Regions from separate parts of the Homo sapiens genome. Here region 1 is linked to region 2. A link is an interaction called in ENCODE POLR2A ChIA-PET data of the cell type or tissue named here. Cell type or tissue: endothelial cell of umbilical vein. All regions are shown on one strand. Links, peaks and the distances in the headings refer to the core of each region. The heading gives the core; the rest is flanking DNA. Region 1 overlaps UBR7 (ubiquitin protein ligase E3 component n-recognin 7). Region 2 overlaps BTBD7 (BTB domain containing 7).

What was found. ChIA-PET counts read pairs that join two places held together with the same protein. Peaks named below come from ENCODE experiments on the same cell type or tissue, not always from the same donor. Only the 100,000 strongest peaks of a DNase experiment are listed, where the experiment ranks them.
Region 1: POLR2A ChIA-PET joins it to region 2 with 6 read pairs; 2 of 35 experiments call an interaction of 5 or more read pairs at or near these places.

Annotation. Positions count from the first base shown.
Region 1 is chr14:93,225,906-93,231,287 of GRCh38, reverse strand. UBR7 (ubiquitin protein ligase E3 component n-recognin 7) reads right to left here. Exons shown (of 11, transcript NM_175748.4): 11 at 2,073-4,345. The coding sequence ends at 4,253. Among named protein-coding and RNA genes, the nearest start is that of UBR7, 21 kb to the right of the region's middle. In endothelial cell of umbilical vein, for the core only: no CTCF peak of the experiment used is centred there; no DNase peak of the experiment used is centred there.
Region 2 is chr14:93,315,433-93,320,759 of GRCh38, reverse strand. All of the region lies in intron 1 of BTBD7 (BTB domain containing 7), which reads left to right. Among named protein-coding and RNA genes, the nearest start is that of BTBD7, 15 kb to the left of the region's middle. In endothelial cell of umbilical vein, for the core only: no CTCF peak of the experiment used is centred there; DNase peaks (open chromatin) are centred at 2,149 and 2,689; H3K27ac peaks cover 1,927 bases.

The DNA of each region.
Region 1 (5,382 bases), core at 323-5,322, 89 kb after region 2:
CTGTCCTGGCTGCCCTCCTAGCTCCTCCTCGCCCACTTAGCCCTCTCCCAGGACGTGGGCTCCTTCTCGCTCTTTCCACGGACTCTGTGTCAGGAAGGGCGGCGGGTGACGTCTCTAACACCCCAGCACCTCTCCAGCCCCCACGGCCCAGTGTCCCGCTCCCACCTTTGCAGCTGCCACCCCCAGTCACTCCTTTCGTATCCTGAAGGCTTTGGCTCCAACCTAACATCCTCTCCCTCCAATCCCTGGTGTCATCCTGGTAGCTGCCTAGACCGTCTCCAGCTACCTGTCCATGGCACAGCTCTCCCCTGTCCCCAGAATATCTCCATCTTTGAAATGCTAACCTCACTGCCCGCTCTCAGGCCGGATCGCCTCCTGTCCAGAGCCTCTCCCTGGTCCTCCTCTGGAACTCTGGCCTCCTTGCTCCCCTGCCAGGATGGCCCAGCTTCCATAGGTGGCAGCCGTCTCACCATGCCCAGCTGCGACCCATCCTCCCCGCCCAACTCAACCCATAAACAGTGTGTCCATCTTCAGCTTTGGGAGACTGAAGACAGCCACGCCCCCGTGGTACCTGTGGTCCCCAGCCTCCCGTGGCTCGGTGTGCCTGAGTCCTGCGGGTCAGCCTTAACGTGTTCTCCTCGGGGCCACTTTCCGCCCCCTCCTCTCACCTGAGCCGCCCTCCAGCGCACTCCTTCCCCCCACCTCCTCTTACCTGAGCCATGCTCCAGCTCACTCCTCCCCTCCCACCTCCCAGGGAAATGGAGGCTGCCTATGGAACTCCCTCGATTTTGAGGCCTCATTCCAACACCCTCACCCGCATCCCCCACCACCAGGTCTGGTGGTCCTTCTGTCCCATCCTATCCCATCTTCTAACAGCTCCAACATCACCTGCGGTCCACTCTCAGCAATGGCTCCACCTTAAGAATGTGCGTTGGCCCAAGTGTCTCTGAACTTCAACAAGCAACTCCCTGGACTGGCCTTCTGCAGCCGCGCCCTCTCCTTGTCCCCTCACAGTAGTGCCAACTGTGGCCTCTTCTTGCAGCCCACACCCTGCCCTCTGCAATCTGGCCTCTGAACTTACCATGGGTGATGACCGTAAGTCCACATCCAAGGTAGCAGGAGTTGTGGGGAGGCCAAAGATGGGCCACTATACTGGCTTTTTGGGTTGCTTTTATATTTACTTAGAAATAATGGCTACTGTGTAGGGTGGACCTCACATTTTCCTCAGGATGTGGGCTCCAGCCCTCTCTCCCTCTGCATGCAGCAGTACCTGAACACTGTGACTGGTCACAGCCCAGCCCATTGCTTTGTTCTGCTGTTCATCTAGACCCCAATTATTAGACCCCAGGGGGTATGGTGAAGTCGGGGGGATGAAGGAGCTCTGCTCGGGGGACCTGGGATCAGGCTGCATTTTACAGAACAGCAGAATAATGAGCTACCCAATGTCGTGAACCAGTCCCTCTGCTTTGAGGGCAGGACCTCAGGGCAGGAAGAGCTGTTAGAATACACCATTACGTTTCTTTTGAAGGATGAGGTCTCACTCTGTTGCCCAGGCTGGAGTGCAGTGAGTGGCTGGCTATTCACAGGTGCAACCACGGCACTCTATAGCCTCCAACTCCTGGGCTCAAGCAATCCTCCTGCATCAGCCTCCCAAGTAGCTGGGACTACAGGCGTGAACCTCCATGCCCGGCTCTATGCATTTTTTCTTTTTTTTTTTTTTTTGAGACAGTCTCGCTCTGTCGCCCAGGCTGGAGGGCAGTGGCGTGATCTCGGCTCACTGCAAGCTCTGCCTCCCGGGTTCACGCCATTCTCCTGCCTCAGCCTCCCGAGTAGCTGGGACTACAGTCGCCCGCCACCACACCCAGCTAATTCTTTGTATTTTTATTAGAGATGGGGTTTCACCATGTTAGCCAGGATGGTCTCGATCTCCTGACCTCGTGATCTGCCTGCCTCGGCCTCTCAAAGTGCTGGGATTACAGGCGTGAGCCACCGCGCCCTGCCTGCATTTTCTTAAAACCTGCAGAGGGAGGCTGTGTAGACTTAAATATACTAAAAACAATCTGAAAAGCAACTATTTTGTATTGGTTTTATTTAAATTTTACAGAAACCTGATCAGAGTTAAGTATGTAATTATAAGTCCAGTAACAATTTCTACAAAAATGCACATACAATGCCAGAACTCCTTAAAAGCAACTAATATCATATTTGTGTTTTGCATAAAACATGCATTAATATGTTGGCCAAAATCAGTCTCTACAAGAAGAGACAGTCCAATACAGTCAATAAGAAAACTAGTTGTGAACAACAGGTAAAAAAAGAGGTTTCCAGTTAATGTGAAAGAAGGAATAGTACCTTTCATAAAACAAGCCCTTCAGCGCTGAGTTAACTGATCGGTACTATTGTGCTGCACGTAATGTAACACATCACCTCCAAGACTTGGTCCTGATTGGTCATAGGAAGTAAGGGACTTTCTGGTAGTTACATCAGATATTTGAGAAGATTAAAAGTTTTCCGGACATGATGGTATACTAATAGTGCAACCTTGCAAAAAGGGTTCGAAACATTGTCAGACTTGGAAGAGTTCCCCAGCTTGATAAACAACCTCAAAGACACCCCGAGCCTTTGAACGGAGCCCTCTGCACAAGGCCAGCTCAGGGCTCACCAGCATGTCCTGTGGCCACAAGACCTTCCAGCTCCACATACCACCCTTCGTGAGGATCTGCAATTAGGAGCCTGAGTGCCGAAGAACATGGTTGTGCCATTTCTTTGAGGCTTTGACTTTTTATAAGGCCTAGTTCATCTCATCCAGGGATTGGGCACTCGAATGAATACACAGATGCTGGACACATAAGGAGTATTAATATACATGGTGGCCCCACAGCCTGAAATGCTTTTATTAACATACATCAAGGTGTGTCTCCGACTGTCAGGAAAGACCTTGGTCCTCCAGAGGCAGAGAGAAGCTGAGGGTTCTCTATGTATCACAAGGCATTTCCTACATAGACTGAGGGGTGTTAAAGAGATCTCATATCAACTGAAAGGACTTCCCCTCAAATGTGGGGCTCTGTACAACCTTCCATGAGGATCTTCAAAAAAAAGATCTCATAGTCGTTAGGGAAGTGGCGGTGGACATTAACATTATATACACAAAACTCATCATTCGTGCAGCCTCGGGCCTTGTTTGTAATCTCTTCCACAGTCTGTCTCTTCCAAAACAGGGCTCCCTGCCCTGCTTATTTCAAGTAAGCTAAGTCAGGATCTGTTTTCTTTAGCAGATTCAAGGGGGAAAAATAATAATTTATTGGGGTTCTAATAACATTTTCATAACAGAATATCAAAATAGGTCCATTTTTGATATATGCTTATGAATATCCCTGATAATATCAAGAAATCCAGAGGACTTCGTAAACCACCAAGATTTCACAGGGGTGAGACCCGGTCTGTTTTCTAGGCAGCAGAGAAGGGACTAGTATACGGGCAAATGTTCTCCAGGAAGCCCTGTGAGCACTACAGTACTGAAATTCTAATTCTAGTGCCAATAGAATCATGAACGAAAATTTCACTTGAACTGTATTAGTAAAATTCATAACAAAGGCTTGCTTCCTCAACCCTGTCATCTGTTAATCTCTCCGCCTGTGACAGACATCCAGACCAGAAAACCATCAGTCCTGGCTACTCTGGAGGTTGGGCCTAGAGAAAACAAGCCCCAAGATCCTTTCTAAGCTATGACCAAACCTCAGAAAACAGGGACGTGAAAGAAGGAGCAGACCAGGCTTGAGGAAGCTTTGACCCAAGGCACCACGATCATAGGGGCGAGGGGACCTGTAGAGGTTCTAGGTGACGGGAAGAGAGCCTTCCGTGATGCCTGCGGAGGAGGTTCTGGAAGGCAACAGCTCTGTGGCAAAACACACACATCTGGGAGTGAAATAACAGATCATTAAACAAGACACCAATTTGCTTTCTCAAAACAAAATCAAACTTAAAAACTATGCAAATAACCCTGGGTGCACTGGAGTAGGAGTACACTGGAGAAGTCTGTGGAATGAGCTGCATCAGCTGAGTCACAGAGGACGCTGGCTGTGAAGTCAGCATCCACACGGTGGCTACTGCAGCTAAAGAGAATGAAGGGAGCGCGAGGCCTCTCCAAACAGAGGAGGACGGAAAGGGGGCCAAATGTGAACCACACCTCTTTTATTCCAAGAATGGGAAGCGCATTTTCATTGGCTTGAATGAGAAAGCTTCATACTCCACTCTAGCTGCAGTAATACTGCATCCCATCCACTCTTCTTCTCTTTTTTGACTGAAACTCTTCAAAGAACTGCTGAATGTCCTCTCTCTTAACAACCTGTTTTTGAAAAGCAAAGATTATGAAAGAGAACTAAGTAACAGAATCGCAATCCGAGGTCATAGCATTCACAAACAAGTCAAATGATACTGTTAAGAATTATGTTAATGATAACATCTCCATTTTCTATTTTTTTTTTTTTTTTTTTTTGAGATGGAGTGTCGCTCTGTCACCCAGGCTGGAGTGCAGTGGCACGATCTCGGCTCACTGCAAGCTCTGCCTCCCGGGTTAACACCATTCTCCTGCCTCAGCCTCCCGAGTAGCTGGGACTACAGGCGCCCGCCACCAAGCCCGGCTAATTTTTTTTTGTATTTTTAGTAGAGACGGGGTTTCACCGTGTTAGCCAGGATGGTCTCGATCTCCTGACCTCATGATCCGCCTGCCTCGGCCTCCCAAAGTGCTGGGATTACAGGCGTGAGCCACCGTGCCCAGCCTACGCCTGGCTAATTTTTAAATTTTGTGTAGATACGAGGTCTCACTATATTATCCATGCTGGTCTCAAACTTCTGAGCTCAAGTGATCCTCCCGCTTCCTCCCAGAATGCTGGGATTACAGGTGTGAGCCATGACACCCAGCATGTTTATTTTTTACTGAGGTAACACATGCTTATTGTTAAGAAAGAAGGACAGTGAGACAAGGAAAGTGAAGGAAAGAGAAAGAAAAATAGAGCACGTGAATGAATTCGAGCAAAAAGGGAAAGAGATAAAGAGAAAGTAAGAAAGAGGGGTATAAAGTGAAAACTTCCCTCTCATTCCCTAGTAAGTGTGGCTACCATACTCAAAAGAGCAACTTGGAATAATGCTAACTTGGAATAATTTTCTCAGACCAGTAGCTGATACACCAGTTTCATAAGCACCAACAGTAATACTGCTGCTCAACCAGTGAGGAATCCAAACCCCTAACAGATTCAGGATGCAGAGGCTGAACACATCCTGAAATGACTGCAGCTCAAAATTCTAATGTACTTGGCTAAATGGCACGGGAATTTACACTTAACAAAATGCTAATAAATAGGATACTTGCAAGTTGCAAAATGA
Region 2 (5,327 bases), core at 328-5,327:
CCTCAAAAAAAAAAGTGGTTTATCTGTGTCCAGTAGTCACATGGTGGATAATGATGTAAGGCATGCACATTGTGTTCATGTGTTTGTTGGAGAAGTTGGAATGTCATTATACTTCAGTAGACTTTTCAAATGAAAAATCTGAAAGCTACTTCTAGCTGTAATTCTGCTGTAATTCTCAATCAGGTCAGTAGACAGAGAACCAAAAAAGTCTTCCTCCTCTCTGAATGTTCTTGCCAAAGCCTGACTTCTTTGATTAATCTTTCTTTTCTGTATTCCTTACACTCTATTACAGGGCTTCTCAACCTTGGCACTCTTGACATTTGGGGCCAGGTAATTCTTTGTTGTGGAGGACTGTCCTGTGCCTTGTGAAATGTTTAGCAGCATCCTTGGCTTCTACCTGTTAGAGGCAAATAGTATCCTTCCCCTTTCCCCTGTCCAGTTGTGGCAATTTGAAATGTCTCCAGACATTGTCAAGTGTGGGGGTTAGGGAGGGTGGAAGGGGAGAACAATCACCCCAGTTGAAAATTGCAGCTTTCCTACATCATTCTGTCCACTTACTCATTTGTTTTAATATCTTCCCCTCCCTCTCACACTTACCTTTTCAGACTTCCTGCCTCTCTGCTACTGCCTCATTTCTCTGAACCTTTTTGCAGCCATACTTCTAAAAAAGAATTGTAAAACATCTGTTCTCTCCAAGTTTTCACTTGCAGTTCAGTTTCCTCTTTTGAATTCTATTGAGACCACATTTTTCTAGTTTTCCTCTATCTCTCTGGCCGTTCCATTTTTATTTTCTTTATCAGTTCTACCTAGTTGGACAATGGCATCATCTTTGCCCCTTTCTTTCTTGTTCTCTGTTATTCAACTCTCAAGTCTTCCTTTCTTGCCTCATTTCCTAGTGCTTAATGTTGTCTCTCATATGTGTTGTCCTATTCATTTTTATTTTTTTTGGTAAGAACACAATATGAGATCTACCCTTTCAACAAATTTTTAAGTATACAATACATTATTGTTGACTATAGGTACAGTGTTGTACAGTAGATCTCTAGAGCTTACTCATTTTGCTTAACTGAAACTGTATGCCCGTTGATTAATAAGTCTGCATTTCCCCCCAGCCCCTGACAACTCCCCTTTCACTCTTCGATTCTATGAATTTGATTATTTTAGATACTCACTTATCATTCTGGGTAATGACCAGGCCTAGATAAAGACCTCATATAAGTGGAATTATGTAGTATTTGTCTTTCTGTGACTGGCTTATTTTACTTAGCATAATGTCTTCAAGGTTCATCCATGTTGTCACCATATTTCCTTCTTCTCTGAGGCCAAATAGTATTCCATTTATGTATTTACTACATTTTCTTTATTCATTCATCTGTCAATGGATATTTAGGTTGTTTCCACATCTTGGCTGTTGTGATATCTATTAATTGTTAAGCTGGTCTCTGTATTGAAATCTCCTTGCCTATATTTCTCCATAGTTTAACATCCTGCAAGGACCAGAGCAGATTTTGTCTGTTGTTTTTTGGTTTTGGTTGTTGTTATTGTTAGAGACAGTGTCTCATTCTGTTGTCCAGGCTGTAGTGCAGTGGTGCAGTCATGGCTCACTGCTCACTGTAACCTCAAATGCCTGGACTCAAGTGATCCCTCATCTCAGCCTCCGGAGTAGCTGAGACTGCAGGCACACACTATCACACTTGGCGAATTTTTCTGTTTTTTTGTAACAGCCTGTTGCCCAGGCTGATCTCAAACTCCTGGGCTGAAGCAATCTGCCCACCTCGGCCTCCTGAAGTGCTGGGTTTACAGGCGTGAGCCCCCGCATCTAGCTTGCACCTCATTTATTAAGGGTTCGTTATGAGCCAGGCACTCTTTAAGGTCTTTGGACTATATAGTTACTGAAATAAGACACAGTCCCAGTACTCCAAGAACTTAGTCTGTTTGAGGACATGGAAATTTTAATTCATTGCTCTTACAGAGTGAGTATGGAAATTGAAGTGTATCCCAAACTTTCTGGTAGCATATAGGAAAGGGATGATTTCTCAGTTTGATGTAAACCTCATTCAAGTGCCACTTCTTACATGCAGGCTATCCTGGTCACTACCCAGTCTGATTTGTGTTTTTATACTCTCCTTTACTCAGTTCTCTTTCTTTTCCAGCCCCCAAATCATCAGCATTTCCTATGACTCAACACTTAGCTTTTCATTCATTCTTCTAGATCCTTTTCTTTAGGAAATGGATTTAATTTCAAGGGTTCAGCTGAAACTTTCAAATTTGTAGTAGCTCCAACAAAACATTTTATTGTGAAGTAATACACATACAAAGTACATTAAATAAATCTAACTTAAAAAAACATTATTTTAAAGCTGACATCACTCTGGCCATGAAATAGAGCACTGTAAGTATTCCAAAAGCCCCCCTCATGCCTCTTCCCAATCATAACCACTTTCTTCCTCCTTTTAAAGGTTACTGCTATTCTGATCTTTATGGTAATTTCCTTGCAGATTTTTAAAAATAGCTTTATTCTTGATTACCAGCTGAATATTTATCCCAAAACAATATAATGTCATTTTGGGAGGACAGTAGAGAAAGACATTTTATCATATCCCGTTTTGTGCCTGTATTTTGAATCCGCAAGATCACCCCCAGGTTTGGTGAGGAGGAAGCACAGAACTCAACATATAGTATGACTCAGCTAAGAGTTACTACAGCAAAAAAAATACAAAGCGAAAATGCCCATGGGGCAACGTCCAGAGGAAACCAGGCACAAGCTTCAAGAGTCTTATCCCAGTGAAGCCGCGTAGGATGCATTGACTTGTTACAATCCTTGTGAAATGTTGTCTTCCAGGGAAGCTTATAAGAGACTCACTGCCCAGGGTGTTTATTGGGGTATAATCACATAGGCACCCTCTGTCTAGCTTGTACCAAATTCCAAGCTCCCAGAAGGAAAGCAGATATTCAGCATAAACCATATTGTTTGCACAAACAGTTTAGGCATAGTAAATCACCCTTATTAAATAGTCAGGGAATTATGGGAACACTCCCAAAATCCAATTTCCCAGAGACCTGCCAAGGGCCATCTTTGCATGCAGGCCTTTCTAAAGATAGCAGTCTTAGGCCTGCTATGTTGTCTTTTTGGCATAGTACCTTTTGCTGTTTCTGAATTCAAAATTTAAATAAGTAAAAAATCAATTATCACTTTATGTTATGTTCTTTTTTTCTCCACCGTTGTTTTCTTTCCTAATGTATCAAGATTAGCTGGGTGTGGTAGTGTGTGCCTCTGTAGTCTCAGCTACTTGGGAGGCTGAGTGCTGTAGTGCACAATAATTGCACTTAGGATTAACCACTGCACTCCAGCCTGGGCGACATACCAAACCCTGTTTCTCTTAAAAAAAAAAAAAAGTATCAACATTAGCTCAGTGCAAAGGTTGACTACTATGATATGATTGAAAGTATATTCCGGCCGGGCGCAGTGGCTCACGCCTATAATCCCAGCACTTTGGGAGGCTGAGGCAGGCAGATCACTTAAGGTCAGGAGTTCGAGACCAGCCTGGCCAACATAGTGAAGCCCCATCTCTACTAAAAATAAAAAATTAGTTGGGTGTGGTGGCACATGGCTGTAATCTTAGCCGCTCGGGAGGCTGAGGCAGGGTAATCGCTTGAACCCAAGAGGCAAAGGTTGCAATGAGCTGAGATCGTACCACTGCACTCTTTCTTATGAAGGTTTCTGTGATTAAGTTTGGAAAGGATGAATTAAACAAAGTTAAACAGATTTCTTAACTACAGGACTCTTAGCCTTTTCACAGGAATGTGCATGACTTGGTGACTGCCTACATGTCCTGCCTCATCTCACGTTTTTTTTCCCTGACCCACTTTGCTTACTCTGCCCAGATTTAATCTAGTACTAAGGATCAAATTACAATTGTCTATGTTACATGGGCATTTTCTCAGTTTGCCACAGCAATATTATGATCACTTTACCATCTTGAATATGAACTGTCCCTCCATCTCTGCTCAATTACTGTGTCAGAGCAAGCAAACGTTTTTACTATTTCATTCATAGATTCAGCAAAATTTGTTAAGCACCTACTATATTTGCCAGACACAGTTCTAGGCACTGGAGATACAACAGTGAATAAAAGAAAAACCCTGACCTTATATAGTTTACCTTATAGTGGGGAGTGGAAAAAGGGAACAATAATTAAAAATACATGTTATGCCCAGTATGGTGGCTCACACCTGTAATCCTTAAACTCTGAGAGGCCAAAGTGGGAGGATCACTTGAGGCCAAGAGTTCAAGACCAACCTTTATAACACACCAAGACCTCAACAGAAAAAATAAAAATAAATTAGCTGGGCACAGTGGTGCATACTGTAGTCCCAGTTATTCGGGAGGATCACTTGAGCCCAGGAGTTTGAAGCTACAGTGAGCTATGATTGTGCCACCACACTTCAGCCTGAGTGACAGAGTGAGACTGTCTCTATTTTTTAAAAAAAATTAAAAAAAAAAAGACTGGGCATGGTGGCTTGCACCTGTAATCCTAGCACTTTGGGGAGGCCAAGGTGGGTAGATCACCTGAAGTCATGAGTTCGAGACCAGCCTGGCCAACATGGTGAAACCCTATCTCTACTAAAAATACAAAAAAATTAGCTGGGCATGGTGGCAGATGCCTGTAATCCCAGCTACTCGGGAGGCTGAGGCAGGAGAATTGCTTGAACCCGGGAGGCAGAGGTTGCAGTGAGCCGAGATCACACCATTGTACTCCATCCTGGGCAACAAGAGCAAAACTCCATCTCAAAAAAAAAAAAAAAAAGATACATTTTGCTCCTAGGCATATACTTAAGAGAAGTGGAAGTACATGTCTACACAACTTGTACAAATGTTTGTAACAGCATTATTCATAATAACCAAAAAGTGGAAACAACCCAAATGTCCATCAATGGATGGATGGATGAATGAATAAATCAAATACAATGTGGTATATCCATACAATGAAATATTATACAGCAAATAAAGAGGAATAAAGTAGTACTGATAAATGCTACAATGTGGATGGACCTTGAAAACATCATGCTAAAGTGAAAGAAGCCAGTCACAAAAGCCCACATTATTATATGATCCCATTTATATAAAATGTCCAAAATAATAGAGGTAGAAATTAGATTAGTAGTTGCCTAGGATTGGGGAATTGAGGTGAGTGACTGCTAATGGAACTTCTTTTAGGGGGTGATGAAAATGTTCTACATGTCAGAACCACTGATGGCTGCACAGATGTATCTACAAGTAATATAGTGTCAGTTAAGCACAACGTTCTCAAGAAATTCAGTAAAAA